Linked DNA regions of Homo sapiens: region 1 is linked to region 2. Evidence: read pairs that join two places in POLR2A ChIA-PET (ENCODE). Cell type or tissue: K562. All regions are shown on one strand. Links, peaks and the distances in the headings refer to the core of each region. The heading gives the core; the rest is flanking DNA. Region 1 overlaps ZCCHC2 (zinc finger CCHC-type containing 2). Region 2 has its middle 88 kb from the start of PHLPP1.

The links. Peaks named below come from ENCODE experiments on the same cell type or tissue, not always from the same donor. Only the 100,000 strongest peaks of a DNase experiment are listed, where the experiment ranks them.
Region 1: POLR2A ChIA-PET joins it to region 2 with 5 read pairs; 2 of 35 experiments call an interaction of 5 or more read pairs at or near these places.

Annotation. Positions count from the first base shown.
Region 1 is chr18:62,550,047-62,562,630 of GRCh38, reverse strand. It overlaps ZCCHC2 (zinc finger CCHC-type containing 2), which reads right to left. Exons shown (of 14, transcript NM_017742.6): 5 at 12,171-12,283; 6 at 6,334-6,428; 7 at 3,861-3,944; 8 at 1,987-2,044. Among named protein-coding and RNA genes, the nearest start is that of ZCCHC2, 33 kb to the right of the region's middle. RefSeq lists a silencer at 4,030-4,129. In K562, for the core only: no CTCF peak of the experiment used is centred there; a DNase peak (open chromatin) is centred at 7,270.
Region 2 is chr18:62,620,943-62,633,526 of GRCh38, reverse strand. No RefSeq gene overlaps it. Among named protein-coding and RNA genes, the nearest start is that of PHLPP1, 88 kb to the left of the region's middle. In K562, for the core only: no CTCF peak of the experiment used is centred there; a DNase peak (open chromatin) is centred at 6,776.

The sequences.
Region 1 (12,584 bases), core at 2,386-10,385, 71 kb after region 2:
AAACAGACAAGAGAAATAGGCCCCAGCAGAATTCAGATGATAAACTTATTGGACACAGACTTTCAGGTAACAGTGCTTAACATGGTTGACAAATACAATACTGAGGATTTTGGAAGAGAAATTTGGAAAAGAAAAAAAAAGTAAATTATAGAACTTATAAAATAAACTAATATTACAAACTCAACAAATGGGAAATAGATGGAGAAAATTAGTGAAGGGGAAACAGATGAAGAAAATCAATGAAGAAAAAATTGGTCGGAAGAAAACAGATTAAAGCACTGAGACTGAAAAAAATGTGAAAAACAAAAAAGGCTTAAAAGACATGGGACGGCTGGGCACGGTGGCTCACACCTATAATCCCAGCACTTTGGGAGGCTGAGGTGGGTGGATCACCTGAGGTCAGCAGTTCGAGACCATCCTGGCCAACATAGTGAAACTCCGTCTCTACTAAAAATACAAAAAAAAAATTAGCCAGGCATGGTGGCGGGTGCCTGTAGTTCCAGCTACTTGGGAGGCTGAGGCAGGAGAATCGCTTGAACCCAGGAGGCAGAGGTTGCAGCGAGCTGAGACTGCGCCACTGCACTCCAGCCTGGGTGACAGAGCGAGACTCCATCTCAAAAAACAAAAACAAAAACAAAAAAAACCACGGGACATGGTGAAAAATCTAACATACAAGGATTTGGAGTCTTGGAAGACGGAGCAAGAGAAAAGCGGAGAAGAAATATTTGAAGAAGTAAAAAGCTAGTTTTCTAAAATCAGAAGACATCAAGCTACAGATTCAAGAATTCATGCAAAGGAAGCTAGGAAAACTGCTGAAAACCAGACAACAACAAAACCTTAAAAGTAATCAGAGGGAAATGCGTATTATCTTCAAAAGAGCAGCAGTAAGACCGATTGAAACTCTGGATGCCAGATGACTTAAGTGTGAGTTCCTCTCAAAATCAGAGTCCAGCATAACAGAGTTTATTTGGGAAGTGATCCCAAAAAGCAGGAGCAAGGGAGTGGAGAGGATGAAATGGCGAAGGACTGCAATGAAGAGTCCACAGTGGAGGCTGGAAGCATCAGGAGCTCCGAGCTTCTGGGCCCTCCCAGAATGACAGACCCAAAAAGGATGGAGGCAGACTCCTGTGTGAGCAGCAAAGGCCCTAAGGCGGAACATGGAAAGTCACGGCTCATACTTGAGGAGCACAGCGCTAATGTGGTATGAGTAAGAAATCACAGACGGTTTTATGGGATCTGCAGGAGAAACTGGAGGTGAGTGGAGAGAATAAGATGCAAGGAAATAAAGGGAGAACCAGATGATAAGGAAACTATGCTCTCAAAAGCTCACGGAAAGTAACTGCCCAATTAGAAGTCCACATGTGGCAAGAGTATCTTGTAAAAATGAAGGCAAAATAAACATTTTTTCCAGATAAAAATTTGAGTGCATTCATCACTGGCCGATGTGACTATAGGAAATACTCAAGTGTTCTTCAGTTGGAAGGAAAATGATCATAGGTGGATGCTCAGAGACACAGGAAGGAATGAGTACACAAACACTACAAAGAGGTTTCATGGAATTTAAAATTATACAGAGAATTAAAATGCATGACAGCCACGGCTTACAAGTTAGGGGGAAATAAATGATGTTGCAGTAATCTAAGGTCCTCAAATTGTTTGGGACCAGTACAAGCACAAATATCCAACTTTAATAAGTCAAAGATATGTAATATTATCTCTAGGGTAGCCACTAGAAGAACTTTCATTGTAAAACTATCAAAGATGATAGGGGAAAACAAAACAAAACAAAACAAAAAAAAACCACAGAAGAAAAACAACCCAAAAGGAGGCAAAAAAAGTGAGAAAAGGAAACAGAAAAAGTGAAGAAATAAAAAGCAAATAGCAAAATGACAGAATTATAGCCAAATACATCAGAAATTTAATTAAATGTTACATTGATTTTAAAACATACCAAAGCACTTTTTGTTTTAGAAAGAGGATACTTACTTCACAATGGGACTTTTCCCAGTATGCTTCTTGTGGATTATGGCATGCTGCAACACATCTAGAAGAGAGGAAAAAGTAACTTATTACACTAAATGCTGCAGCAAAAACCAACAGTAGGATGCTACTAGTTTGTATGATCATAACCACTGGTGACAGATGGTATGAAGCACTTCTAAGCATTTCTCAACATAGAAGACATCTTAAGCAATTTTTCAAAAACACAGTAAACTCTGAATTACCTTTTATGTTCTCTCAAATGTCTTCCACCTAACAGCAAATCAATCTTGTTCAAAACTATGAAAGTCTATATGAGCATGTCCCTACAAAACTAAAACATCCAATTTCAGATAGAACTTTTTAACCATTAAAAAATGAAGAGTTTCAAACATTCAAACCTGTATCTATTAATATAACAAACATCCATGTACACCACCCTCCAGACTGCTCCATATTTGCCTCTTTTAAGAAACAGAATATCACAGGAATGACTGAAGGTCTTCCCTCCATTCCACTCCCCCTCATCCCTCTAGAGGCTAACTAGTAGCTTACTTGTTGAAACATTCTAGTGCAAGTTTTAACTATCCATATATGTGTGCTCATAAACACATTAGCTGTTACATGTTTCAATATACAACTGTCCTTCAGTATTTGCATGTAATCTATGCACATCCTCCTGTATATTTTAAATCATCTCTAGATTACTTATAATACCTAGTACAATGTAAATGCTATGCAAATAGTTGTTATGCTGTATTGTTTAGAGAATGACAAGAAAAAGAATTTTTTCCCCCAAATACTTTCAGCTCACAGTTGGTTAAACCCACCAATGCAGAGATGGAGAGCCAATTGTACTATAAATATCCTTTATTTTAATTGCTACCTAGTACAAAGACATTATTTATTTATAACATTACTAACATTTGAAATGTTCAGGCAATTTCCTGGTATTTGCCCTTGCAAACAATGCTGCCTCAAGGACCCGGGCCCATGTCCCCTTTTGCAGGTGTGTAACAATTCTCATAGATGCAGGATTGCTGGACAGCAGCATATAATTATCTCCAACTTCACTACACAGCACCAAATTTCGTCCAAAATAGTTCTGTCAATTTATATCCCCATCAGCAGTGCCTGAGAGTTCCCACTGCTTCATATCCTTGATGTCAGACTCCAAAATGTTTTGTCAATCTGCTGAGTGTGAGATGACACCTGTTTCCATTTGCATTTTCCTGACTACCAGTGAGGCTGCACATTATGTAATAGCTGTTCAGGTTTCCTCATCTCAGAATCACCTATTTATGTCTTTCACCTATATTTCTGTTGGGATGATTGTCTCATTGACTTTTTAGGAAGATCCTTCCATAGTCTGGATATAGTCTTATCTGTAAATATCTTGCAAACACCATCTCTCAATCTATGGATGGTCTCCTGGCTATATGGTTCCTTTTGTCACAGAGAAGCTCTAATTTATTAAGATCTCTACCGTGGTCATGCTCTACTTTATTCAAGAAAGGCTTCTCCTCCCAAATTAACATTGAAAAGTTTAAGTTTTACATTTTACATATAAGTTGTTATTCACTTGAATGTCTTCTGCATGATGTAACTGGGAATCTAATTATACCTATTTTTTCATATGGAAAATCAATTGTGCCAACACCATTTATTGAACGGTCTATTCTTTGTCCACACACCATTTATTGAACAATTTATTCTTTCTCCACACACCATTTATTGAATGGTCTATTCCTTCTCCACTTATTTGTAATGCAACCTCTGTCACATTCCAATTCCTATATGTCAGTTTCTTCACTCCTTAAATGTTCTATCCATGTGCTATCAGCAGGCAGAATGATTTACTCTAGTGAATCTACCTTTACCTTCTTCTTGACTTGAAGCTTCAGAGCTGTCTTCTTTTAAGTGTTCTAATATCTTAGAAGTCTTCAGAGAGGATTGTAAGTTATCTGCAGGAAGCATTCAATACTATTAACTTTTTAGGAAAATTAAAATAAAGAAAACAAATATAATAATTGTTTTTTTACCTAAGGAAAATGAATGGAGGGTGAGTGGTGAAGAAAACATGGCTACTAGTGAGAAGGCAAGATGACACAGCCCAAAGCACTAGACTGTGAGTGGGAACCGTGTTCAAGAGGCCAGCTGTTCCCTGAAGAGCGACTGACCTGGACAAGTCATTTCATATCTGTCAGCCCCAGTGTGCTCATGTGCAAAATGAGGAAATAAAGTAGAAAGGTGCTTCTTAAACATCTGTGGTGTGGTAAAGATTCAGTTTTCATTTTTTTAAATCTTCAGTTTGCTGTGGATCGTTACTTTTGTAAAATACAATAAAATAACGTGGCACTGTCAAATTGTTAATCTCTCAGTGTCTGCTCTCAATTTCTGTTCTCGTGTTACAGAACAGTAACAAGCAATTTATGGACCAGCACTGGCCCATGCAACACATTTTGGATTACTTCCCCATTAAAATACAGGCCAGCAGGACTCCACAGTTCAACATCTTAACTCATTCAGGACTTTAGCATTATTTTTTTTCAGCGCTAGTTTTCAGGATATGGAGTGATGCTCTCTGTACCAGAGAATAAAAAGATAAAGCTATCAATTAAAAAAAAAAAACCCAACAGTGTATGCAAATGAACCCTGACAACAGTATATTCACTAGTGAAACAACTCAGATATGTAAGAACGTTAGGCTGACAAGATTTCCCACAATCTCAAGTTCTGTACTTTCATACAGTGTTTTAATTTTACAACCTAAAAACAAAATCCACCAACCTCTTTAGCACTGCTCATGTAATTTAAATACTGCCACACCCTCAAGATGAGTTTATTACTTATATATGAACTCCTCACTTGGGTGAGTTTTCCTGAGCAGCCTGTTCATCTGAACTAAAAGTTTAACTTTGTGCTCAATTCAATGCCTTTTTGAAACTAAACTGATGCTATTGATACATGTTCAATAAAAAACACATTTGGCGCAGGGGGAAAGCACTGATGGTTAAATCTACATAGCTACAGAATGATCAGGATTCTCTTTAATAAATGCTGTTGTTATCATTCAGACATAAATTTAATCATGAAGTTGTACATTTTGTCTTGGTCAACTAATCACAAAGAGTCATATTTTTAATTCGGATTGATAATTACGTTAGCATTAACACACTTAATTAGAGAAACTTTAAAGGTTAGCCCGTGTAACAATCATACTATTCTTGCACCTCTTTTTCTCACACCTCAAATTGAGGAAATATGTGTTTTTCTTTCCCCTTTAAATACAGGAAAAAATGACTCTCTTGAGAGCAGAGGGACAGTTTTAAAAAAGAAAAATGTTCCTTGCCATAGCTATGCCTGAAGTTCAGCAGAAATTCTGCTAAAGGACACGCCAATGTTACTGACAAAATATTTGTAAAAGGCAGGCTGAGGTAGATGTGTAGAAAATTAAACACAAGGCAGACAGTGGTGAAAGGTGAAATAAGAGGGCAAAACTCAACATACGGAACATAAGAAAAACTGGCAAAGCTTCGTGGAAGAGGTGATGTTTCAGCTGGGCCTTAAAACAGGTGTGATTTTAATGGGCTATGACAAAAGGATGTATGTTTAAGTAAGGGTACAAATGAGCAAAGACACAGGGCAGGCAACAGCTGGGCATGCTAGGAGACAGAGCACAGGGAGCAGAAGGAAGCTCCCGGAAGGTCACAGTGAGGCCTGAATTTCAGACCAAGCAGGAATTTAACACATTTATCCTTGTGATAATCCAGGGATAGATCAGAGTGGGAAACTAGAATCTGAGAAAAGAGTGAGGGTTTACCTTTAATAGTCCGTGCATGAAAGAAAGGCCTAACTGTAAACAAAGGGATGGTGACGAAGGGACATAAAGGAAGACATCCTTTGTCTAGTATGGGTTGTCCTTTCCGTGATGAAAACAAAGAGGCAGAGTGAGAAGAACAGGGCTAACATTTTCTGTCTGATCGGCTGGAAAGGTCAATTGGGAACAGGTGACAGGAGGAAGACAGACTAGATCATACACCAGCACGTGGCACTGTAAGGTCTCCAGCCTGTGAGGGAACAGTTCCTGCCCAGGAAATGAAGGACTGGCCATGCCCCAAAGACTAGAGAGACTCAGGCCTTACCTTGGAATCAGTCTGCTCTGTTATATTAGCTTTTATTCATGACCTTCTTTAAAACTGCAGTGTAAAAACTCATTAAAAATGACATTAAAAATGTATGTCACTATTCCTTAACTTTAACTAAAGTGACAAACCTACACAAAATGACACAGTAAAGCAATAAAATCCAACAAAGAAAAAAGATTTCCACAGAGGGACAGAGGATGCTTACTGATACTGTGTAGGGAGTCTGATGATATGGACTGAAAGAAGCTGTGTACTTTCTGACTTTGTAGAAAAGCTTGTGATGAACTTGAAAATAGCTGCCTGCACATAAAAAGAAAAGAGATTTGTTAATTTCAGGTAATGTTAATCCACAAGAAGCTCAGTTTCAATTATAAAGCAGAATGAAGTGGCAGTTTAATTCAGGTATGGAAAAATATTTTTCCTATAGAAAAGAATATTATTTTCTAATGTATTTCCTATGGGAAGAAGTCAGTAACATTTAACAAAATTCATTTGCAAGAATCGACTAAATAGGTTCATTTTTAATTTTGTATAATCTAATGGTAAGTTTTCAATACTGGCCCAAAAATGTATTATTTCAGCCTTTGCCCAAGTGGTCCAATAGCCACCCTTCTGTTCAGAAAAACAACTGCAATTTCTTTACTCTTCTCCACAGGTGTTCTTCTCCTTATTTGGCTGTACTTTTTTTTTTTTTGAGACTGAATTTTGCTCTTATTGCCCAGGATGGAGTGCAATGGCGCGATCTCAGCTCACTGCAACCTCCGCCTCCCAGGTTCAAGCTATTCTCCTGTCTCAGCATCCCGAGTAGCTGGGATTACAGGCATGTGCCACCACGCCTGGCTAATTTTGTATTTTTAGTAGAGACGGGGTTTCACCATGTCGGTCAGGCTAGTCTCGAACTCCTGACCTCTGGTGATCTGCCCACCTCGGCCTCTCAAAGTGCTGGGATTACAGGCGTGAGCCACTGAGCCTGGCCTTTGGCTGTAGTATTAACGGGCATTCCCACACTCTCAAAGTGGGAGGTTGGGAAGTTTGGGATGCTAAGAGTCCTGAAAAATATGGAACAGTCAATTATGTAGTTATCATATATCATACATATATTCTACAACCTAAGGCATGACTAACTGATGACTCATGTTGAATGTGTATCATGCCATGAGTCAAAGTTATCTTTGAAACCCAGCTTTCCTCATATTTTATTAATGTAATTAAAAGACTCCAGCTGGAGGTCTTCCCGACAGTGGTACCTGTAAAAGGGCTCTTGGGCAAAGAATTAGAGCAGAATCTACCAGGAAGTTTACTTTGGATTTGAATACCAGTTCAGTCGCTTATAAGATGAAGCACCCTAAACAAGCCAGTTAGCCTTTCAACTTCCAATTTCTCATGGTTACAAGAATCAAATAGTGCACACAGATAAACAGTCACCCTACCTACTACTTAGGTGCTCAACATACAAATCCCATTCTATTAGTTTTGAACACTTTTAATGCGCATTTTAAATTTCAATTAATTTCTCCCCCAAGGTTTTTGACCTATTATTCAGATTAATTATAAAATCATTAATATACCAACAGATGACCTTTATGGGCCAAAGTTGCCTTGTATATCATGCAAAATTGCTTCTTGGTCTTCTAATGTGAAAGTAAACATTCAACAGGAAGACATGGGTGAAATTAAGAGATGAAAGAACTGAGATCTGAATTCAGGAGCAAATCTAGATTTCCAGGTCTGAACATATTACCTAAGGCTGACATTAAAATCCAAAGGCAGTGGTGGAACCCACACCCAGTCATGTTAGAAACCAACTGGTCAAAAGCACAGGCACACCTTCAATTCAAGGCCTGAGTCCCAGGCAACAGCCCAGATATAACTCCAAATACTATGTATACATCCACTACAGGAACACTGAGTATTACATTTAAACCACAAATGAGATAAAGGCGGGGACTGAAATCAGCATGCAAACTAAAGTCAAGGCTCATTAATGAATAACCACAGATGGCAATTATACCGATATTAAAAAATCAAAGTGGCCATAAACTATTTGATAAATCAAATGAGTGAGAAAAACAAGGTCACATTCTGACATGACAGAAATCATCCAACCCCAAATGCACATTTCAGGCCGTATTTTCATTTTCCTAACCTACAGCATATTTGAGACTAAATGCAGTGTGTCCTGTACCAACCAAGATCTGTATCACTAATAAGTACTTCCTATTTCTCAGTTTCCTTTCTTCCGCCTCCTTTATAACTGCTACACTTCTGAGACACAAATGATGACCTACTAATTTAAAACCCACAAACTGAGAAGGAAGTGTCCTGACATCCTATTAATGGTGTTGAGGCCACAGGCCAGCCATTTGGGAAAATATACGAATTCCCGCCATACTCCCTACATCAAAATAAATTACAAATGAATCCAAGATTTTTTTAAAAAGGAAGTATCAGAAGAAAACATATTTTTTGAAACATATTTCAGATACATTTTCAAACATATCTTTGAAAAGGTCTTTCTAGGCATGACACAAAACCCTGAAACCAGAAGAGAAAAGATCAATAAATCTGAGTATATAAAAATTTAAAACACCTCTATGGTCATGAAGTAATCGCAAGCAGGGCTCTTTATCTAACAAGTAACTCTTCCAATCAGTGACACCAATAAAGTGTGGAAAGGACTGAAAAGGCCATTCACAGGGAGGCGGCAAAGCCTACTCAAACACAAACTGAAATCGGACTGTCTTTCCGAGATGGGCAAAGAAGAGCAATTGAGAATGTTTTGAGTCTGCTCAGGTGGGAGATACAAGTATGAGGCCTCAGAAGACATAAAGTGCTGCTACCTTTTTAGAAATAGTTTGAAAATATTACATATTAAAAATACATGTAACTTTTGACCAATTACATTATTTCCATAAATTGATCTTACAGATAAATGTATCCATATGTGTTAAGAATATATACCTGGAGAGGATTGCTTGAGCCTAGGAGTTTGAGATAAGCCTGGGCAACAGAGCGAGGTCCTGTCTCAAAAAAAAAATTAATAAAAATAAAAAGTAAAAAATTAAATAATCATATACCTGGACATTGTAGTAGTTTAAAAACATTTAGAAACAACTAAAATGGACGTAAAATATGTTGATTAATTATGGTTCAGCTAAAAAGGTATATTATGTAGCAAATAAAGTAGCCATCTTTTTACATGTACTGATGTGTTACCATGTCCCAATATATTTAAAGAAAAAAGTGGCAGAAAAGTATTAATATGTATAAAATACTTCCATTTGGATAGTAAAGGAAATACACACACACACACACACACACACACACACACACACACACACACACATAAATCTAAGGGCATGTATGTGCACAGAAAATTTTGGAAAAGTTAGGCTACTTTAGCTGTCAGATTTGGAGAATGGGAAACCGGGGAATTTTCTCAGTACACACCTCTGCATTCTTCAAAATTAGCTTTAATAACATCTTTACAGTAAAAACACCTAAAATACACACAGACACAGACATGCACAAGAGGCCAAGTATGATCAAAGCTGAGGAGAATCCTAAAAGCTTTAACAAGGAGTCACCCACATACTTTTTTTTTTTTTTTTAAGAGACAGGGTCTTACTCTGTTGCCCAGGCTGGAGTTCAGAGGTGCAATCATAGCTCACTGCGGCCTCAAGCTCCTGGGCTGAAGCGATCTTCCCACCTCAGCCTCTGGAGTAGCTGGGACTACAGGTGTGCACCACCACACCCAGCTAATTAAAAAATTTTTTTTGTAGAGATGGGGTTTCACTATGTTGCCCAGGCTGTTGGCCTCAAATGATCCTCCTGTCTTGGCCTCGCAAAGGGCTGTGACTACAGGCATGACCCACCATGCCCAGCCACTTACTTTTTAATTGGGGTCCTAGCTGAGAGCCATTTTTTGAAAATGGCTCCTTCCAGAAATAGTTAATTTTTTCCTTCTGAAAATCTCAAACTTACAAATACAGTACAAATACTTTTTTCCTAAACCATAAATACCTAGTGTAATGGCTAACTCCTGGGAAGACATCAGTGAGTATTTCCTATGTTCTCCTACAATCAATATCAGGAGATTAACACTGACCAATTTTTACCTTCTATTCCTCAGATCCCATTTAAGTTTTGCCAATTGACCCCAAAATGTCCTTTTCATATCAAAGACACCTGTTGTCATGGCAACTGGCATCTGTGGGGTGGTGGGAGAGGAGCAAGTCTTCATCTTCTGATCCTTCCAGACCAAGCTGGTGCCCGCCCAGAAGCCCCTTTCCTCCCCAGCTCAGAACTCTGAGCAGCTCATCCACAGCTTGGGGGGCTCCTGCCCTGAGGCCGTGTCTTTAGGGAAAGGCAGCTGGGTAACCGTGCACAAACTGTCACACCCCGGATCTTGTCATACATGAAAATACTCTCCCCCTCCCAGATTTCTGCTTGTCTCCACTGGGGAGCAAACACTCATCCCCTTCTTTTCAGCCCCACCCATCCTGAGAATACTCACTGGTCCCAATTCCCTACTCAGGAGGGGGGCCGTAACAGTCAATGACACACACCTCTGCTCTACCTCAGGAAATCGGCTTTCCAAACTGGGCCACCTCAAGTTTAGAAGGCAGATGATAGGCTGTCTTACTTAAGCCCTGACCCTAAGCCATAGAGGCTCCAGCACTGCTTTTATGTAATGTATTTATTAATAACTGCAAGTTTCCAGTAAAACAGCATGTTTCCTTGGCCATGATTCCTGAATTTATGTCCCTCCTACAGGGAAGCCCTCAGAGAGGTGAGTGCCACGACTGCCAAAACCAAACGCTGACCTCCACCGTCACCTCCAGATCCACTCACTCAGATGCCTCCGCTCTCACCCTAATGAGACTCTCGCTGCTTAATTACCCGATTACTCCCATGGCACCTGTCTTCCAAGCACAGTTCATTCTACTCTATCAGACTCACCTATTTTCACTTCCTAGTCCAGCTTAGTTCTCCTAACTGTCCATCATTTGTTAAAAACTGAACATTTTTTCCCCAAATTCCCTTGCCTCATTGTCTTTCTGTCACATCCAAGAAAGCCCCATCCAGGACAAATACAACTACCTGCTTTCCTGACACTTGGACCTGAGCTGCCGGGAAACATTTAAAAAATAATTCACACAACAGGACAGACCAATACCACGATAATTTATTGATCTTCAATCTCAAATGGACTCCACACCTTGCCCAGCTCACTTGATTTCCTTCATCAGGTTGTTCTCCAGCTCTCCACATAATGATTTTACATCCCCTCTACTCTCAAGCATGTGATCCCACACCCTCAATCTACCCATTCTTAAGAAAAACTCTTAGGGAAAATATAAGCTATTAATTGGGCAAAAATTCCCTCAACTTCCCATCACGAAACAAGTACATTTCCCTACATCCACACTCATCCCGCCTCCACAGGGTCCTTGTGCCGCCAATGACGCGCCTTGCCTGTGTCTTCAATTTCTTCCTCTGTGAGCACATGGGAGGCTCCGGGAATTAATCCAAGATCATCTCATCTAAGCGCATCTTTCCCAACAAGCCCAACAACCTTACGAGGGCAAAACCTTGACCTCTGGCAGCACCATGGCTCCAAGAGAGTAACAGCCACGAAGAGCAGGTGCTGGAAAGCAGGGCTGCCCTTCACTCTCCCACCCACCAGCCCAGGCACTTGACAACTTTAAACAAATAAAACATCTCTCCAAAGTAGAGCTCTTGGACAAAGGCCTCTTTCAATAAGTATTTTATAAAGAATATAAGAGCCTTTATTCAATATCTGCATATTTCAGAAGCAACTAAATTTTATGATATCAGAGAACTGAAGAGTACAATGATGAAACTAGTTTGGTATCTTTTACTATGAGCCTAGACCTAAATAGCACAAGGATAACATGTCCATTTTAAGAAGTACGCCAGAGAAAGGATCTCTATGATTCCCCCACCTGAAGACCCCATTTGGAGCGGCCCTTTGTCCTGTGTGTATGCTGCTATGATAGGCGTCAGGTAAATCATTACCTTAGGATGGGCTCTAGGTCAGGATGTCGCCGTTCCTCCCTTTTCAAGGAACCCTGATTCAGGGCTCTTAAGATGGTCTTGTCAAAAGTCTCTGAAGACAGTTCCTTTGGAAGCTAGAAAAGAAAAACCACAATATCCAATGTTAAGTTTCTCACTTACTGGTAAAGATGTTACAAGTTATATGCATAAAATGAAGATTAATGCCTCCTGCTCATTATTTTCCCAAAAGCAGTTTGTTTTCCAAATCTTCACAACATCTGACCCCATAATGAAGCAGCACAGACCTTTCCTACTGGGAAATGCACCATCTTCTGACTGAACCTCAGGGCTCCCCCAGGTGCAGGGCGACCCACAGCATTCAGCATGTTCCTGGGACAGGAGGATGCCTGCATGGACCTTACACTCTGGCTCCAC
Region 2 (12,584 bases), core at 2,176-10,175:
GTCAGAAAGAGGCGCAGGCACTGGGGTTCTTTAGTCTGGAGAAGAGGTGGTAGCTGTTACCTAAATCATAAGCTCCTGGAAGGCAGAGAATACAGATCTGATGTCTTGATTAGTAGGTAATAAATGGATATTGGTTGAATGATTGCTTACTTAAGTAAGCCCTTCAAGGGGAGATTCTCTTAATTGCTGCCTCATACCTCAGAATGGCTTTGATTTTCTCATTTCTCTTTTTTGCCCTGGCAGCTGTTATTGCCTCAGCAAGCTAAAGCTGTTGCTATTTCAGCATCATTGCTAAGAAGGGCATTGAAGCATCTTTATGTCAGGCTGAGCTCACTCATCCAGATTAATTCCCTAGATGTCCAGCATAATTTCTGGTAAAGTCACCTTTTGGTCTGAACAAAAAGCAGATAACTCACTTTATCTGTGAGTTTTTTATCTTGTTGACAAACCAAAATTCTTATCCATTTCAATTTCTGTGGCAATTTAAGAAATTGCTAGCAGAAGAAATGTGGACTTTGGAAGGACACATTAAGCCTGCACTTTGCTCCTCGCTATCATGTGAATGCCTCAGTGTCCTGGCCATTTCTGATTCGGTTCTGGGAGGATTACAGAAACATCATGATTACTGTGCTCTCTAAGCCTCTCACTGGTTTTAAGGAGGGGGCTGATTTCCACTTTTATTTATAGAAACTTCGAGAATGATCTCCAAAGCTCAAGAGTTCAAGAAGCTATGGAGAATCTTAGTGATTGAGAGGACATTTGGGTTCATCTAAACCAGGGGTCCCCAACCCGCAGGCCATAGTCCAGTACTGGTCTGCGGCTTGTAAGAAATGGGGCCACACAGGAGTGAGTGGTAGGTGAGTGAGCACGACCACCTGAGCTCCGCCTCCTGTCAGATCAGCAGTGGCATTAGATTCTCATAGGAGCGTGAACCCTATTGTGAACTGTGCATACGAAGGATCTAGATTGCATGCTCCTTATGAGGACCTAATGCCTGATGATCTGAGGTGGATCAGTTTCATCTGGAATCCATCAACCCCAACCAACACGTCCGTGGAAAAATTATCTTCCACAAAACCAGTCCCTGGTGCCAAAAGGGTTGGGGACTGCTGATCTGAACCCCTTCTGTGTCAGAGTGTGGCTTGCCTAAGGTTCTTTGACTAAGTGGCATGTTGGTGCTTTGAACTGAGCAACTGAGAATCTACTATGTCATGCCTTCTCATCGACGGAAGTACTTGCAGTGGATCCAGATATTTAAAATGAATGCAAAAAAGGGGGATTAAAAATGCAGTAAAAATGCAGTGAAAACAAAAAAATGTAAAAATAAGGAAAAGTCCTTTTTTTATTTTTCTTTTTTGAGACAGGGTCTTGCTCTGTCACCCAGGCTGAAGTGGACTGGCACAATCACAGCTCACTGTAGCCTCAACCTCCTAGGCTCAAGCAATCCTGCCACCTCAGCCTCCTGAGGAGCTGGGACTACAGGCTCACACCAACATGTCCAGCTAATTTTTTATTTTTTCAAGACCAGCCTGGGCAACATAGCAAGACCCCATGTTGCCCAAGCTGATCTTGAACTCCTGAGTTCAAGCAATCTGTCTGCCTCGGCTTCCCAAAGTGCTGGGCTTACAGGTGTGAGCCACCACGCCAGGCGTGAAAAAAAGTCTTAAACAACAACAAGAAAATAATGCATATAGTATTTGCTCTCTAGACCAGGTAATCATTCTGCTAAACATGCTGCTGTGTCCAAAAGACAAAGCCTTCTCAAACTGTCGAAACGTGTTTCTCAAAAGGTTCATTATATTCTTTCTTCTCTGCAAAAATGACAAGCAGTTACCATCTTTTTCTGAGCAAATATTGACAACCCCTAGCACCCAACACTATGAAAATTCAGGTATATTAAGTTTAACCCATCATCTGTCTCAGTTTTTGTCCCCTAAAACAAAGGAAAATTATAGGCACAGTGCTAACAATGGAAATGTGAGTTTTTTCCTCCTTTGGTCTTTTTGTTGCTAGGGTGTAAGCCCATGTGTGTTGTAAAACTCTCTCCCATCTGGCTGGTTCTTGAAACTTCTCTGGGTCGCAGTTCTTACAGTTGAGCAATTAATTCTAACACTTGGGAACGGCTGAAATGAAGGAGATTTCAGAGAGAATAGCTCATGACCTTATGCCTTTGTGTGTTTTACTGAGAACTGACCTCCTGCGTTACTGGGAAAGAAAAATCTATTAAAATCTCTTGGGTGAATACTTCAGCAGGCTGATTTCATTTTGAAGTGAATCATTTGGTGCATTTTAGAAGGCATGATAAATGATGTCATCTCAAATATTAATATAAACCCTGGATAACATGCTTTTTACTCAGATTCAGAGTTTTATTACGATATTGTAAGAATTCCATTAGGCCACACCTACACCGTTTGAAGTCTGGTGAGATGCAAGGGTGGAGGAACAACACTACTTGATACTGTCAAATCCCCAGAACTAGAAAGTATCTATGAATTAACCTGACAACAATAAAACCACACAAAGTTACGGGAGAAAAATTCTAATAAAGGGTATAAAAGAACAACTAAGTAAACAGATATATACATATCATGTCTAATGGATGGGCAAACTTAGCACCAAGTAGATGTTAATGCTCCCTAAATTAATGTCTAAGTCAATGCCATTTTAATCAAAATCTCATGATAATCCGTAAATTGGAAAAATTAATTCTAAAATGTATAAAGAAAAGTCCACAAATAGTCAAGGGAATTCTGAGAAACAAAAGCAAAGGACTAGCTCTATTAGACAGTAACCCGCATTACAAAGCATAAACATATGGCAAGGTTATGCCCTGATGGGCAGAACAGGAAGTTTAGAAACAGAATCATGTGGCCAGACGCGGTGGCTCATGCCTGTAATCCCAGCACTTTGGGAGGCCGAGGCAGGTAGATCACTTGAGGTCAGGAGTTTGAGACCAGCTTGGTCAACATGGCAAAACCCCATGTCTACCAAAAACACAAAAATTAGCTGGGCATGGTGGCGGGTGCCTGTAATCCCAGCTACTCGGGAGGCTGAGGCAGGAGAATGGCTTGAACCTGGGAGGTGGAGGTTGCAGTGAGCCAAGATCGTGCCACTGCACTCCTGGGTGACAGAGTGAAACTGTGTTTCAAAAAAAAAAAAAAAAAAAACCACCACCCCATCACCAAAAAGAAGAAACAGAATCACTCTGCAGAAAAACAAATAGATTTAAATAAAATTCAAAATTTAAATTTATTTTATTTATTTAGAGACAGAGTCTTGCTCTGTCACCCAAGCTGGAGTGCAGTGGCATGACCTCGGCTCACTGCAACCTCCATCTCCCAGGTTTAAGCGATTCTCTTTCCTCAGCCTCCTAAGTAGCTGAGATTACAGGTGCCTGCCACCACATCCGGCTAATTTTTATATTTTTAGTTGAGCCAGGTTTCACCATGTTGGCCAGGCTGCTCTCAAACTCCTGACCTCAGGTGATCCACCCGCCTTGGCCTCCCAAAGTGCTGGGATTACAGGCATGACCCACTGTGCCTGGCTGAAATTTATTTTAACAATATATGATAATGTATAATTATATTGATACATAACACATATATTAATATTTACTGTTTATAAAGATTTAAATGATTTCAATGAATTAAAAATCACAATATAAAGAAAAAAGAAATGCCAAATAGTTTTAAGACTATAAAACTACTAATAAGAAATCTAGAACTATCTTTTTTTTTTTTTTTTTTTTTTAAAGGCAGAGTCTTGCTGTGTTGCCCAGGGTGGAATGCAGTGGTGTGATCATAGCTCACTGCAGCCTTGACCTCCTGGGCTCCAGTAATCCTTCTGCCACAGCCTCCCCAGTAGCTGGGACTACAGGCATGAGCCATCATGCCCAGTTAATTGCTTTTTTTAGAGACAGGGCCTCATTACGATGCCCAGAGTGGTCTTGAACTCCTGATGTCAAGCGATTCTCCCACCTCAGCCTCCCAAAGTGTTGGGATTACGGGCATGAGCCACTGCACCCGGCTAGAAGAAACATCTTTATAAGCTTAGAGTGGCACAGTAGATTGAGAAAAGTAACAACTGCACTGGCAGCTTCTCCCAGCAGGAGGTGGGGGCTTTTATTTGACTCCTTGAGTTTGGGTGTGGCCATGTGGCTTGTTTTGGTCCACTGGGCATTAACAAATGTGAAGAAGGAGAGGCCTGGAAAGCTCAGGTCCACCAGGCTTGCCCTCTCCTGCGCTGGAATCCCGGAGCCGCCGTGTGCGGAACCCTGGGCTGCCCTGTTGGAGGGTGAAAGGCCGTGTGGAGTAAGAGGCCCAGCCATCCCAGCTGGGGCCATGATGTGAGTGAGGCCCCCCAGATCATCCAGCCCCCGCCCATCAGGCCCCGTTCAGAAGCAATTAATCCCACAGCAATGAATCCTTGTTGGCTTAAGCCACTATGCTTTGGTGTGGTTTGTTACATAGCAAAAGCTAACTGATTCAAGCAGGGCACAAAAAGTGTAAATCTCAAAGGAAAAATTAATGGATTTAACAACATCAAAAGTAAACACCCTAGATGAAAGGTAACAGACAGGAGATGGGCTGGAAGAAAATATTTTGCAGAACCAGGACTGAAGATTAAAATGTAAAAAATCTAAGGGACACTTGCAATTGCAAGAAAAAAGTTTTAAGTAGGCAAAACCTGAATGAGAAGTGCACCAGAAGTAAAACCAGAGTAGTTAATAAATATGTGAAGAGACTCTCAAACTCATTAGTAATCAAAAAAATAGAGTATGTTAAAAATGAGATACTACAACTATTAGAATGGCAAGAAATAAAAAGTTGTATGATATCAAGTGCTGACAAGGACATGGGGAAATGAAACTCCTCATTACACTACAGATGGGCAGGAGTCACCTTCTGTTGTCATTTGTGAAGGTCAGTTGGGAAGCATTTTGTGAAAACATGCACATATGTATACTCTCATGTGATCCAGCAGTACAGTTCCTGGGTGATATCCCAGAGAATCCTTCTGACAGATGCACAAAGAGATTTATGTCAGTTTGCAGTAGCATCGTCTGCCAGTGTAAGCCATCCCTTAGTGGGAGGGTGTGTAAGGAAAATGTGGTATATGCATAGGATGGGAAAACCATAAGGCAGCCAGATCAGTAAATAAGATTTACTTCTATCAACATGGCTAGATCTCAAAAACACGTTGAATGGGCCGGGCGCGGTGGCTCACACCTGTAATCCCAGCACTTTGGGAGGCCAAGGCTGGCGGATCACGAGGTCAGGAGATCGAGACCATCCTGGCCAACATAGTGAAACCCCATCTCTACTAAAAATACAAAAATTAGCCGGGCATGGTGGTGCATGCCTGTAATGCCAGCTACTCAGGAGGTGGAGGCAGGAGAATCCCTTAAACCAGGGAGTTGGAGGTTGCAGTGAGCCGAGATCGTGCCACAGCACTCTAGCCTGGCGACAGAGTGAGATTCCGTCTCAAAAAAAAAAAAAAAAAAAACACATGTTGGATGAAGAAAATCAGTAGAATGAGATGTATAGCACAATGCGCACTGGTAAATTAAAGTCTATATTATATAGATGATGTTATGTATATGAAGGTATGGAAGGTGAGTTGGAAGAACACACATTAAAACATAGGTACTGGCTGGATGCAGTGGTTCACACCTGTAATCCCAGCACTTTCGGAGGCTGAGGCAGGAGGATTGCTTGAAGGCAGGAGGATTACTTGGGCCAGGAGTTCAAGACCAGCCTGGATGATATGGTGAGACTCCATCTCTAAAAAAAAATTAAAAAATTAGCTGGATGTGGTGGTATGTGCCTGTGGTCCCAGCTACTCAGGAGGGGAAGGAGGAGGATCACTTGAGCCCAGGAGGTTGAGGTTGCAGTGAGCTGTGATCACGCCACTGCACTCCAGCCTGGGTGACAGAGCAAGACCCTGTCTCAAAAAAAAAAAAAAAAAAGAAGTGAAATAAAACCTGGGTACTCATGGGAAGAGAGTAAGATTGGGGATGGGTCATTAAAAGACTGTAATGAAACCAAATCAGAACATTTGTCTCATCAGTGTACTTACTGCTTATGATGACTGCATGAGGTTTATGGATAGAGCTGTGATTTGGAAAACCAAGTAGAAAAAATATAAACAAAAAGGAAGAGCCTCCTCTATTTAAAAAGGATACAAAATACAGTGACATCCCCCAGTTTTGGCAACATTCTGCTGGTGTCACTAATATCACTATTAACCTGTAACTCTAAATGGACACCCAGCGGAAACCAAAACAAGACAAAAGGCATTGTTCTCCTTCTTAAAGGAAGAATCCATGTGGGGAAAAACCCCAGGCTTATTGTTTAAATCATGTAATAAAAGGCATCATATTAAACCCTTTACTGGTTTCTACATTGCATCCTGCTCTATGGCCTTGCTGCTTTTTAACAACCGCTTGCTTAAAGATAAAATCAGTATCTATACAGGGCCTCATACATTATACCTCTTTTGAGCATAATTTATTTCATCTACTTTATATCCAAAGGTGAAACTAAAACTATTTTATATTCTTACCTGAAAAACCACTCACGCAAGAATCAAGATGTTGTTCTCTGAGTTAAGGATTTTTCCTGGCCCCAGTCCTGTTACTTTGGTTACCACTGGCTAAGCTTTTCGTTGCCATTTGAGTTTGTGAACACACAGAGTAACCCGGATGAGACTATGGGTGCAAGTGTGGTGGGCTGGGGTGGGAACTGTGTCAGCACCGGGGTAGACAGAAGTCAAGGAACTTCTGTGGGGAGCTGATCAGATCAGCCAGAGTTTACACTGTCAGCATCTGACCTCAGAGTTGGTGGGCCACGATCAGTGATGAGTCACAACTTAAGAATAGCGCAGTGGAGGCTGGGCATGGTGGCTCACGCCTGTAATCCCAGCACTTTGGGAGGCCGAAGCGGACAGATCACCTGAGGTCGGGAGTTCGAGACCAGCCTGACCAACATGGTGAAACCCTGTCTCTACTGAAAAAACAAAAATTAGCCAGGCTTGGTGGCACATGCCTGTAATCCCAGCTACGTGGGAGGCTGAGGCAGCAGAATTGCTTGAACCCAGGAGGCAGAGGTTGCAGTGAGCCGAGATCACATTACTGCACTCCAGCCTGGGCAACAAGAGCGAAACTCAGTCTCAAAAAAAAAAAAAAAAAAAAAAGGATAGCACAGTGGAAAGAGATGCTCAGGTTTAGTGTAGCAGGGGCTCAATTTCCAACAAAGGAAACTGTTTATATGAAAGGGAAAAATCCCTAAAACAATAAGAACCCATCGCCAACCTCAAAGCCTATCGATTGGAAACAACTGTTCACCAGACGGCTCAGCTTGATTTCCCAGAATGTGAGACAATTCCATGAAGGAAAACAAGCTGATTTCAAAAATTAGAAATAACTCAATTAACTAGGATTTCCTTTTAGTTTGGTTTGCTTTGCTTTTTACTTTAATTACTCCATAAGGTCCAATTGCTGTAATGTGAGAATCCTAAATGAGTAAAGTTGGATGCCAAGTTAAATGCTAAGAAGACCTGGGGAGAAGCTGGGCGCAGTGGCTCACGCCTGTAATCACAGCACTTTGAGAGGCCGAGCCAGGTGAATCATTTGATGTCAGGAGTTTGAGGCCAGCCTGGCCAACATGGCGAAACCCCATCTCTACTAAAAATACAAAAATTAGCCAGGTGTGGTGGCATGTGCCTGTAATCCCAGCTACCTGGGAGGCTAAGGCAGGAGAATCGCTTGAAGCTGGGAGGCGGAGGTTGCAGTGAGCCGAGATCGCATCATTGCACTCCAGCCTGGGCGACAGAACAAGACTCTGTCAAGAAAAAAAAAAGAAAAAAAAAACCTCAGGAAATCTCAGAATGATGAGTGGGAAGAAAAGTGGGGTGGGCTAGTCTGTTGGAGTAGTAGGATTACAGGGAATTTTTCTCTTTGTTTTAAACTTTTAATATTGCTGTTATCAAGTTGAGCAATAAATAATCTTTTCTAAATGTAAGCATTCCTTAGGGAAAAACAAACAAACATGCTAACCTTTCCTCTCCATCACGCTGTGGGGAAGCTTCATTGGTTCCTTAAGGAGACTATAATCAAACCACTTTTTTCTTGCTCATCATAAGGTTTAACTAGGGGCAAAAGAGGACAAGAAAAATAATTAGAGCCATAATTGGTGGGTAGATGGAAACAGAGTCCTAGGGTTGGAAGGAATCTTGGAAATATGTTTTGCCCATCCCCTCAGCTCTCGGGCCACACCTAAACTCTTAAAGCCCTCAGGAATTTACTGTGCTGAGGACCGCCAAGGACAATGCCTAATCTGTCTTAGAAACTCATTCTAGTGTCTAAGAATACTTACTGGCAGGAAATTCAACTTTGTGAGTAAATTCAGACTCCACTCCCATCCATTTCCTCTGGCTCTGATTTCGGGTGGAGATGGACCGCAGCTGGACACACATTCAAGTACACTCAGCAAACACACGTGAAGGTTGTTACCAAAATAGCCCCCTCCCATCCCCACCTCAGCTTTCTCTGCTCTGGGTTAAATGATCCCAGCCCCTGTATGGGATAAATGATCCCAGAAATCTCTCCTGATCGGTTTCATTATCTGAACTTAGACCTACCTGTGCCTAATCTTTGACCAACAGTCCAGTAGGGGGTTCACCACCACTGGCTCTAGGGTGATCAACTGTCGCAGCTTGCCAGAGGTTGCCCAGGTGGGACTTTTAGTGCTAAAACCAGGAAAGTCCCAGGTAAACTGTGATAAGTTGGCCTAGCTGGCTGTCTCTGGGGAAAAAAATGCAACCACCGGAGGAATGATCTTCATTGCTAAAATGCAATGTTACACGACGTGTCATGAATATGGAGACAGAACCATCTGAAAAGCTGCTGTGGTTTGAACGTCCCTCCAAAACTCATGTTGAGATATAAGTGCCATTGTAACAGCATTAAGGGTGGAGCCTCTAGAGAGGTGATTAGATCATGAGAGCTCTGCCCTCATGAGTAGATTAATGCCGTTATTGAGGGAATGGTTAGTTATCACCTGAGTTGGTTCCTGATTAAAAGGATGAGTTTGGCTGGGTACCATGGCTCACGCCTGTAGTCCCAGCACTTTTCAAGGCCAAGGCAGGAGGATCACTTGAGGTCAGGAGTTCAAGACCAGCCTGGCCAATATGGTGAAACCCTGCCTCTACTAAAAATACAAAAATTAGCTGGATGTGGTGGCGGGTACCTGTAATCCCAGCTACTTGGGAGGCTGAGACAGGAGAATTGCTCAAACCTGGGAAGCGGAGGTTGCAGTGAGCCAAGATTGTGCCACTGCACTCTAGCCTGGGCAACAGAATGGGACTCCATCTCACAAAACAAAGGATAGTTTGGCCTAATTTGATGTCTCTGTCTTGGGTGCTCACTTGTTCTTCTGCCATGTGATGATGCAGCAAGAAGGCCCTTGCCAGATGCCAGCACCATGCTTTTGGACTTCCCAGCCTCCAGAAATGTGAGAATAAATTTCATTTCTTTATAAGTTACCCAATCTCCAGTATTTTGTTTTACTAAAAACAAGTAACAGAAAACAGCCTAGGAAAGGGCCACGTCTGCTGTCCTGTTTCAGCACAAACCCCTGTCTGGAGGGGATGAACACAGTGTCTGCTCTACTGCACACAGCCTGTACCTGTCCCCCACCACTGTTACCTGGGTACATGGGCACACCTGGGGATGCAGCACTTATGGCTTAAAAAAAAAGAATCAGGTGCAAAACCAGAAACAAATCTAAAGTGTGTGAAGGGGAGGAGAAACAGGGCATGAATAGGGGGGGAATTGCCACAAACAAGAGAAAATAGCCTAACAGCCTGGAGCAAAAGCAAGAGGGAGAATACAGTTAGAAACATACCCAATGAGAGGGAGAAATTGGTGAAGGAAAAAAAAAAACATGAGAAGGAAGAACATGAGAGCACGAAGAGAAGTCTGTGGTGGTAAAAGAAGTAGAAGATACACCTGCCACGCTCACGCCCTTGGACCACCAAGCAGAATCACTGAGCCATTGCCCAGCCCACCCCTCTTTGTATTTTCTCATATCCTTTCGAATGGTTCCTGGACACTTGGATTTCATGGTCCAGGAAGAAAAAATTAAAGACTAACGTAAAGCTGCAAAGAACATGAAACTTAAAATGTCTTCTACTATGATCATTACTTCCAAAAGCAAGGGACATTGTACGTCCTCAGAGGAAAGAGCATTGCTTCCCAAGAAAGAACTCTGTCCTTGGCCACTGAATACCACCCTGCACGCAGAACATTCTCCTCACTTCTCCCCTTTGCCAAGGAATGCTGAAAACTTTGTCACAGGCTGGTGCCAGGTCTTACCCTAGCATTTGGGAGGCACTGCTTTAGGGAACCTGAGAGTTTAGCCACGCAGTTCTGTAGAAAAATGGTGGAAAGCTAACATTTGTCGAGCACTGACCATTGCCTGCCCCTGTACATAGTCATTATCTCATAAAATCACCTCAATAACACAGTTCTAATTAGTCCTCCTATTTCAAATAAGGAAACTGAGGCTCAGAGATGTTGAGAATCACGCCTGCAGTCAAGTGGTAGAGGAAGGTTTTAATCCAAGTCACTTGACTTCAGGGCCAACCTTTTTTTAGTTTTATTTTTTACTTTTTTGAAAAAAGTCTCGCTCTGTCACCCAGGCTGGAGTGCAGTGGCAAGATCTCGGCTCCCTGCAACCTCCACCTCCCAGGTTCAAGCAATTCTCATGCTTCAGCCTCCCAAGTAGCTGGACTTACAGATGTGCACTACCACACCTGGCTGATTTTTGTGTTATTAGTAGAGACAGGCTGGTCTCAAACTCATGGCCTCCAGTGATCTGCCTGCCTCAGCCTCCCTAAGTGCTGGGATTACAGGCGTGAGCCACCGTGCCCGGCCTCCAAACCTTTTTTAAATTAAAATTTTTGGAGACAGGATTTTGCTCTGTTGCACAGCCTGGAGTGCAGTGGCATGATCACAGTTCACTGTAGCCTCTAAATCCTGGGCTCAAGCAATCCTCGCCTCAGCCTCCTGAGTAGTTAGGACTACAGGCCTGTGCCACCATGCTCAGGTAATTTTTTTAATTTGTAGAGAGATGGTCTCTCTGTGTTGCCCAGGCTGGCCTCAAACTCTTGGCTTCAACTGATTCTCCCCACTCAGCCTCCTAAAGTGCTGGGATTACAGGTGTGAGCCATCACATCAGGCCCAAGGCAAACATTTTAAACCATGATGCTGCACATTACAAACATGCTTCTTCACAGAAGGAGCCTCCTGGATTTTCTAAACAGAGTGAAAGGGTTTCATAAACTCTACATCCGTTTTGTTTTTTGTTTTTTGTTTTTTGTTTTTTTGAGACACGGTCTCAATCTGTTGCCCAGGCTGTAGTGCGGTGGTGTGATCATAGCTCACCGCAGCCTTGACTTCCTCGGGCTCTGGTGCTTCTCCCATCTGAGTAGCTGGGTCTACAGGCACATGCCACCAGGCCTGACTAACTTTTGTATTTTTTGTAGAGACGGGGCTTTGTCATGCTGCCCAGGCTGGTCTCAAACTCCTGGGCTCAAGCAATCCTCCTGCCTCGGCCTCCCAGGGTGCTGGGATTACCGGCGTGAGCCACCTCGCCCGGCCCGTCTACATCAGTTTTGGGTGTGCCGCCTACTGAAAAATTGCAAGCATCTGACTAAGACAATCTTTCCTGAATCAGGAATGCTTAAGAGATTTCAACCCCGTGATGGCTGTGTCCCTTCTGGCCTCGTCCCCAGCTGGGTTCACTGCTGGCTCTGACGCCTCTGTCCTGGCGCGGTGTCAGCTCCCCACTTTATATCCAGGGTGGGGGCCTGTTCTCTCAAGCTGCTATTCCTATCTGTGTTTGTTCAGAGGCTTCCTTCCTGGCTCTTTTTCTACTTTAAGATCTTCCCTTTTCAGCAACCTTTGCCTTGATGTCTAATTCCAACTGTAACTTAAAATCAGAACCACAGAAAGATATGATCAGGTAGAAGTTGATTTCTATTTTTTTTTTTTTTTTTTTGAGACAGAGTTTCGTTCTTGTTGCCCAGGCTGGAGTGCAATGGCGCCATCTCGGCTCACTGCAACCTCCACCTCCCGAGTTCAAGCGATTCTCCTGCCTCAGCCTCCCAAGTAACTGAGATTACAGGCATGTGCCACCTCGCCCAGCTAATTTTGTATTTTTACAAACCAGTCTGGCCAATATGGTGAAACTCTGCCTCTACTAAAAATATAAAAATTAGACAGGGTTTCTCCATGTTGGTCAGGCTGTACTCAAACTCCTGACCTCAGGTGAACCGCCCGCCTCGGCCTTCCAAAGTGCAGGGATTATAGGCGTGAGCCACCGCAACCAGCCTGGAAGTTGATTTCTTATTTTTCTTTATTGGAGACTTTGGTTCCACAAATCTGTGGAAAAAAGCTGAAGCCTCTTAAATCATTCACAGAAGATTAAGTGACTGGCAAACGAGACATTGGGCTTTCCTCCTATTGAAACCAAGTTATTAGTATATTAATATTGTATCTATTCACCACTTGCTAATTC